2 separate regions of the Mus musculus genome follow, and region 2 is linked to region 1. Evidence: chromatin contacts called from ENCODE POLR2A ChIA-PET data. All regions are on one chromosome and are shown on one strand. The core of a region is the stretch at or near the end of the contact, and the rest is flanking DNA. Distances in the headings are between cores, read along the strand shown.

The links. ChIA-PET counts read pairs that join two places held with the same protein, here RNA polymerase II (POLR2A).
Region 2: POLR2A ChIA-PET joins it to region 1 with 49 read pairs in Patski. The contact joins the promoter of Nr1d1 here to the promoter of Casc3 in region 1. POLR2A ChIA-PET finds 5 or more read pairs at or near these places in 3 of 5 experiments (Patski and embryonic stem cell).

The regions. Positions count from the first base shown.
Region 1 is chr11:98,807,527-98,811,591 of GRCm38, reverse strand. Casc3 (cancer susceptibility candidate 3) reads right to left here and starts at 1,784. Exons shown (of 14, transcript NM_138660.2): 1 at 1,501-1,784; 2 at 1,106-1,133; 3 at 657-694. The coding sequence starts at 1,728. It overlaps Gm12359 (predicted gene 12359), which reads left to right and starts at 1,503. Exons shown (of 3, transcript NR_033551.1): 1 at 1,503-1,916. Msl1 (male specific lethal 1) reads right to left here. Exons shown (of 9, transcript NM_028722.3): 9 at 3,733-4,065.
Region 2 is chr11:98,773,207-98,777,271 of GRCm38, reverse strand. It overlaps Nr1d1 (nuclear receptor subfamily 1, group D, member 1), which reads left to right and starts at 1,895. Exons shown (of 8, transcript NM_145434.4): 1 at 1,895-2,554. The coding sequence starts at 2,524. It overlaps Gm31862 (a long non-coding RNA gene), which reads right to left and starts at 1,861. Exons shown (of 4, transcript XR_880204.3): 1 at 1,458-1,861; 2 at 175-633.

The DNA.
Region 1 (4,065 bases), core at 535-3,034:
AAAACATTACCACAGATACCAAAAAACTCTAGCTATAAAATAAAGGATGCAGTTTTTTTGTTTGTTTGTTTGTTTGTTTGTTTTGTTTTGTTTTTCGAGACAGGGCTTCTCTGTATAGCCCTGGCTGTCCTGGGACTCACTCTGTAGACCAGGCTGGCCTCGAACTCGGAAATCTGCCTGCCTCTGCCTCCCAATTGCTGGGATTCAAGGCATGCACCACCACGAAGGATGCGTTTTTGCACAAACTATTCAGAATTCTGTCCTTCCAAGATTTCAAAATCATGCATGCATGAGGAGCCAGTCAAGTGGCTGTCTTCTCAATCCAGACATATAAAGGACCCTGTCCAACACCTTGTAAAGGATTTCAGCATCGTATTCTCTGACTCACAAACTCACTTTCTTTACTGAGAATAAATCAACTAAGTGTAACCTGTCCCTTCAAGAGGTGTGGCTTCAAGTTGCAGTCATTAACCGGGCAAGGCTGGAATTAAAGACATGTGCCACCATCACCAGACTTCTAACAGACTTTTAAAAGCACACGAGAAGAATGTATAAGAGAAGCAAGTCAGGGAATTTTTGTACCACACAGCTAGAGGTTTTTTTAAAGAGACATTTTCTGACTTACGCCATAAGGAAAAAGAATCTATCACACTCACTTCTGAATCTTCTGCACTTTCATAATCGGAAAGAACAGCTGAAAGGAAAAGACAAATTATGTGATATGTAATAACATAAACGTTTGTTACTACATTTCTGACAGTTCGTTTTGGGCCAGGCAAACATCCTCACTTAATTTGTGGACGCAGCAACTTTCTGGGGCAGATAAAATTATAGTTTCTGTTGACAGATGGAGAACTTTGGGACCACACTGACGAAAAACTATGCTGTTGTCAGGTGTTATTCTAAGTCACCACAGTGCACTCAATCTGTCACCTTCCAAAAAGGAACCAAACCAAACAAGCATGCTCATCATCACCATGACACAAACGCCACTCCCGGGGAACGCTCTCCAAAAACCCCTAACAAACCGAGAAAGACCCAGTGTAAGATATACATGGCCTTAATTTACATCCACAAGAATTCAAGATAAAGTAAAATTACTCACCATCTCCTTCCATGCCATCTTCACTCTCCTGGGAGGAAGAAGATCACACAGGTTAGAGTTGGTGATTTCCAGACGCGGGGAGCCCACCCGCAGATAACCGTGAGGGACGACTGAAGAATCAACACAGATGGTTGGGTAGGAATATGGGGCAAGATAAATCTTCAGAAGTCACATCGAGAATGGCGGTTCTCTACATCCCAGCCCCAGTTTCCGTGTAAACATTGCACGCCCTGAGCTCAGAAACCACCCAGTCCTCCTTCCCCGGGGCTCTGGGTGGATGCAGATTCGCAGCGGGACAACCTTTCTTTCCCTCTAAGAGGAGGCCCGGCATCTCACAGCATCTCCAGCCCGCCCCCTGCCGGGTCGCCGCCCTGGACCGCCCGCCGCTCACTCACACACTCAGACTCCTCGGCGCTCTTGGCGCCCCCGCTCTCCACCCGCCGCAGGTGAAGGCCCCCGCCGCGGCCGCCGCGCTGAGAAGGCAGCGAGCCACTGCCGCCGCCTCCGACGCTCCCGCTGCAGCTGCCGCCGCCCCGCGCCGGAGAGCCGCTGTCGGAACCCGAAGCCCCGGATTCCTCGTCCTCCGTGTCCTGGGAAGCGCGCTGCCGCCGCCGGTCCGCCATCTTACGGAGAACGGCCACCGCTGGTCAGCTCCTTACGCACCACGCCCGCCGCGGAGGCTGCCGGGAAGCTCGAGACTCCGGAGTCCCAGCGTGCTTCACGTCCAGGGAGGGCCGCCCTTCTTTCCGCGGGGCGGGGCCTGCACCCTGCGGCACGTTTTCTGGAGAGCGAGATGACGTCTGTCGGTGATGTAAGGAGGCGTGGCCTAGCGCTTTATTTCCCCACACCCCCACACCCCTAGCCCCGGCGGGCGGAGGGCGCCTGGGAGCGGGGCTATTGCATCCTCTTCGGGTTCTTAGCTCGGCCATCTTGGACTTTCCTTGGGGAGGGTTTCGAGCTCTTCTAGCTCCAGTGCGACGTTGGAGCAATTGCATGATTTTCGTTTTCCATTGCTCGCTTTCCCCTGAATTCTATACAGAACATTTTACTGTATTCCTTCGCATGGTTAAAAATCACGAGTCCAGGTGAAAAAGCCTTTAGTCCTGCGTCAGTTGCCAGCTCTTCACCTCAGTCTAAATTTAGGGGAAAGGAGAAACTGCAGTGGGGACAGAACTTAGTATTGCGGTGTTTCCTGGGTGTATTCAAAATCTCCTTTCTCCATGTGTCTTCCTAACCTAGTTATCTCATTTTGAGAACTGAAGGTTGGAAGGACACTAGTCTTACTATGCTTTTAAAACATCAGAGCTGGATCACCCTTGACTAGTTAAGAGGCTAGTTTTGGACCCTCTCTGCCCCTTCAATGTCTCGAGGTATTAGTTTCAAATCCTGGTGCATTGTTACTCTACAGAGAATGCTTTGGGTATGCATTTATCAGCAGTGAAAGAAAACTCAGCACAACTACCTTGCAGCAACATATAGTTTGTAAGCTAATTTATTACTGCATATTGTTAATATACATCAAATAGATGAGTTAAGAGGACTCTGAGCTGTTTTCATAAATAGCTAAAGGTCCCCACTGCTTACCAGATCTATAAACAGTATGAGACTCCAAGGAATCATGACTGTCTGCAGGGACTGATTCAACTGGTGACAGGTGGCCAAATGTATCATGGAGTTCAGCTCCAGAAACAACTGCCTGAACTCAAAATGGAGGATGCATGATTTAATAAGTGTGAAAGGCATAAGAATCTTATCCATCACAATCTAAAATGGTGCAGCAAGACTGCCAAGTTGAGTGTCTAAATAAGGACAAGGATAGCATGCCACTTTGTCCTTTAGTTGTTTGGTCGGAATCCAGCTTGGGATGTTTTTTTTCTTTTTTCTTTTTTTTTTTTTTTTTTAAGAAAATCTATGACCTCAAGCTAGCCTTTTCATCACTCGGGACCCACCAGCTTCAGCCTCCCCAGATGCAGGCTATGAGGGGACAATACCTGTAATCCTGCTCTGGATCCTACTTTCTTTTGTTTTTTGAGACAGGGTCTCATGGAAGCTAGGCTGATCTTGAACCTGGGGCTCTCCTGGCTGTGTGGGTGCTTGGGATAGCAGTCCTCCTGAGAAACAGTTGTGAGAAACGGTCAATGTTTAGCATGAATAGACAGATGGTCTGGGGTCCCACATGAGTCTTATTAGAGAAGTAAGGAGCTAAGAGATTGATCTTTCTATATCATTGTAGTCACAAAACAAGAGCCAGTGCTTTCAAGTTACAATGAGGGTTTTCAAGCATACAGAAGATGTGTGTAGGAAGACACTGTGGTCAAGCGGATCTGGACTTCATTTATCTGGACTGATATCCAGGGAAAATCATGTATCAAACACTGAGTAGGTGACCTATAAAGTCTTGCCTACAAGCTTTGTAATTTGCCATTTATGTGTAAGGAAGGGCTCAGGACAAAGGAACATACAGACACACGCTAGAGTCTGACACAATGGATGAGCCCCTGATTAGAAGGGCGGTGATGTATTTCTCTATTTCACTTGGGTTAATATGAAGATTCTTTCCCATTCTTTCATATATACAAGCAGATATAATGTTTCCCAACAAATCTAATAAAATGAGGCAAAAGTTCAAAAGTTAACGGCCACAATAGTTTATTTACAATTGAACTCTTTATAAGATATTTACAAGACAGCCGACTTTACACATCAGAAATGGTATCAAAAGTATGAATTACAGCACAGACAACGATATGAAACGGGCATAAAATAAAGCTGAGGTGGAGAGACAAGCAATTTCTCTTTTAATTTATTAACACTAGCTTAAACTTTGTTAAAGAAAGAATAAGGAACTATGTTTTCAGAGAAGTGCAGGGCCTCTCTTTCTGCTGAAGACTGAATCTCACAGTGTTGTACCCCACGGAGGGGAAGCAGGTGACTCCCCACGCTCCTCACTGTGCTCTCAC
Region 2 (4,065 bases), core at 646-3,145, 34 kb after region 1:
TGAGAGGTAGTACTGGGACTAGGCGGGGTGGAACGTCTAGACAGCACCAAGGGACCGATTTTGGATTTTGAGCAGTCCTCAGATACCCAGGTGGGTGGGGTGGGGTGGGGGTTGCCTGGCTCTGAGCCAATCAAAGGTCTCAAAGAGCAGGCAGCCAGGGACAGAGCAGCTTACCTCCCAGCTCTCCCTCCACACAGTTGGCTGGGAGGAGGGAGAGGGAGCGGAGGCTGACTTCAAAACCAAGTTTTCCTGAAAAGCCTCTGGCCTTGTTTGTCTTAGCTCCTCCCAGTTCCTCCCATGGTGCTCTGCAGCAGCTTCCTAGCTCTGGACCTAAGGGCCAGGGCAGCGGGAGAAATGCTTGCTCCCCCTCTTTTCCAAGCCCGTTAGGCACGAGGGAACAGGGCTAAAGTCTAACCTTCAGATGATCAGTGGTTAACCCGGTCAAGATCATTGACCTTAACATTCAGCTTTCTTTCTCCTTGGTACCCCTAATTCCAGCTTTGAGGGTCTCATGTTGTTTAAGTCTCAAATCACTGAGCTCAAAGTGGTCCTCCTGGCTCAGTTTCCCCGTATGCTTTTCTCTGACTCCAAGGTAGCTTGCTTCCCAGGATTCCCAGAACTCTCTGGAGCTTCCTAAGTGCAAGTAGAGAAAGACTTAAGGTTAAAAAAAAAAAAAAAAAAGCACCCCCCCTCCATCCCCAAGTGTAGAGATTACAGAGGACTTGGAGATAGGAGCAGGGTGGCTGGGGCTTACTCGACTGCTTGAAGATACGTGTCCATCTCTCTTTACAACCCAAGCCCCAGAGAACAGACCCCTTCCCCCAGGCCTCTGTGTTTCTCACTCCTGAGATGACTGCTGCTCTGAGAGAGATGCTAAGTGCTTCATGTGCTCATTTATCCGCCATCTCAGGGACGGGACGGTCACAAGAAATAAGCAGTGAATGCCTGACCTTGAGCCAGTCCCTGAGATGGCGGTCCCTTTTCTTCTTCAGTAAGAGGAGGGAAGATCCTCACTCCCTCCTCGCTTAGTAGGAGCTTGCTTTGCAGCTCAAGTCAGCTTCAAATTCACGACAGTCCTCCTACCTCAGCCTCTCAAGGACGGTGATTGCAGGCACGAGCCACTACACCCTGCCAATTCGGGGAGTTGAGGGGTGGGAGTTAAATGATCCTCATGTTCTCCCTAAACTGTGGGCTTCTTCTGCTATCATGAAGCCCTGCAGAGAGCAGACCCCCCTCTCTCTATGAGGACCTCAGAGCACTTTCCCTTTGTTCTCCTTTTTATTTCCCAGACAAAGGGAAATGACTCACCCCAAAGTCACTTGAGTGGGCAGTGTGGTGTCATATAAGCAAACAGGGAGTCCCTAGGGATATCCCCGTGCTATGCCAGTCCTACCCGTGGGGGCTGGGGTTAGGGTGAAGAAGAGAAAGGGGTTTTATTTACACTGCTTGTCGCCCACCTTGTCACCATAGCAAAAGATGCTTAAGTTCTTGATTTAAGGGAAATCTCTCCTCCCAGCTTGTCTTTCTCCCCCTAGTCACCACTAACCTCAGGGTGAGGTCAGTTCTCCAATCACGTGAAGCTCTCACGTTTGCTAGGTTTGCAGAAAGGGCCTTTTAGCTTTGATCTTCCACGGAGCAGTAAAGCTTGCCAGGCCCTCCCCAGGAATTCACATGCCCTTGCCATACAAGGCTTTCCAAACACGCCACCCTGACTCTTCAGAAAACCCCACCCCAGTCCACTTTCAGCTCCTCCCCGCTGCCAGCAAGCACTTTTGCAAAGCAGAAAAGGAATAGGCACACTCCACCTACATTGTCAGTAGACTACAAATCCCAACAATCCTGGCGGTGCGCAGGCGCACAGATCTCAACGTGCCGGCTGCTGGAAAAGTGTGTCACTGGGGCACGAGGCGCTCCCTGGAATCACATGGTACCTGCTCCAGTGCCGCGTGCGGCCCGGGAACCCTGGGCTGCTGGCGCCTGCGCAGAGCCCTCTGTCCCAGGGAAAGGCTCGGGCAAAAGGCGGTTGAGATTGGCAGAGTGAAATATTACTGCTGAGGAAACGTAGCAGGGCACACGTCTCTCTTTGCGTCCTGGTGCCTCATTTCTCCATCACCTACTTACTTCCTGGTTGCAGCTTCTCTTCCTTTGGGACTTTTGCACCCGGAGCTCCAGATTCATTACCCTGCTTCACTGCGGAGCCTTCAGGAGTGGCATCCGGTGCACTGCAGAGACCCGACTCTCCTTGCTACCTTATAGCCAGAACTGCTGCAGGCTGATTCTTCACACACACACTCTCTGCTCTTCCCATGCAAATCAGATCTCAGGTGCCTCAGCGTCCTACCCTTCTGGAGGGCTGCAGTATAGCCACCCCAAGACCTTACTGCTCAGTGCCTGGAATCCTGATTGCGAACTGCGGGGCTCACTCGTCTCCCTCAGCCATTGCCCAGGGGGCGAGAGAGGCCATCACAACCTCCAGTTTGTGTCAAGGTCCAGTTTGAATGACCGCTTTCAGCTGGTGAAGACATGACGACCCTGGACTCCAATAACAACACAGGTACTGAGATTCTTATCTTTGCTCTGTCACTGTCTCCATTTCCATCCAAGGCTTATGAGAGGAACTTTGTAAGGGATTGGGGATTCCCTCTGGCTGGTGTTTGTTACTGTGCTAAGATGAAAGCCACTAGGTAAGATTTCTAAAGAGGGTTATTACGGCTGGGAATGTGCCTAAAACGCATCACTAGCACCCCCTGAGTTCCCCTCAGTCCGAGAACGGATGAAATGGAGGGTGGATACCAGTGGCGAGTGGAAGAGTTTAGGGAGACTCAGCATTTTGAAGCAGTCTCTGGACACGTCCCCATTTGCCCACTCCTTGCAGCTATAGTATGCCTGTCTCTTTTCCCTTTTCTACAGTTCTAGCCTACTTCCAGGTAGTCTTGGGAAGTGGGGCGATCCGGGCTGGTGGGTTTGCGTGACTGGGTCAGAGTTCACAGGGGAATCCTCAGCGGCAGTGGGGAGCTTCATTTGAGGAGTCGGGTGCTTGGGACTCATCTCCAGGCAGGGCACCCACAGCGACTTAGCCTGGGGAGGGCTCACATGGCTGCAGAGCCGGGCCCACGTGCTGCATTTGTTTTCATTCAGTAGAAGCCGTGGCCGCCATCTCATTGGTCATTGCCTCCCGGCCTCGTTACATAATGAGCTCCGCCCCTCAAGTTGCCGGAGCAACGCTTGTCGCCTTCTCTCCTCCCCTCAGTTGTCCCGGCCCAGCTTGGTTTTAGGGCCAGCCTACGACCCAGGACGCCCGGGAGGGGCGGGGCGAGGGCGGGGTTTTCCTTGCGACAGAAGGGAAGCGGAGAAGGCGGTGCTTCGAGTTCCGGGGTTCCTCGTTGGGGTGCCACGTGCGAGGGGCACACGTGGAGTGGGGACGTGAGGCCAGCTGAGGGCCAGGCTCCCGCCCCGCCCTTCTCCGCCTAGATCTGGGTGAAGCTGGGCTGACTCACCGCCCCCGCCTGGCTTCTTTTCCTCTCAGACTGCCTGGCCCTTACCCTCTATGACCGAGACTTGAGTAATATGGGGGCACCCCTGACTTGTTTGGCCTCAAGTTTATACGTCCCAGCTAAACCTCACACCAGATTATTCTTATACCCCTTTATTCTAATCATGCCTACATTCATTTTCTGCATTCAGACTCACTTTTCCATGTTCCAAAGTTTACTGTTCTCCGAGTATGACTTTGCATGCCATGAATGTCTTCTCCCCCCCAAACAGGAATACCTTAGAATCAAGGTTGACAACGTACTACTTTGTGTCGTCGCCCAGGGTTTTTTCCCCCCACTCATAGAAAGGAAAACTGAGACCAAGAGACAAGAGTTGATTTCCTCTATATTGGAAAGCTAATCGGTAGCAATACACATCTAGATGGAGAGCTAGGGTCTTTTGAGCATTGCCCATCACTTCAAAGTTGGAAGACTTTTTTTTTTAGTGACTTTCTCATGCCCTCTTTCAGGATTAACTAGGTCAAGTTCATTTAGGTCCACATAAATAACCCATCCTCCAACCCAGCCGTGA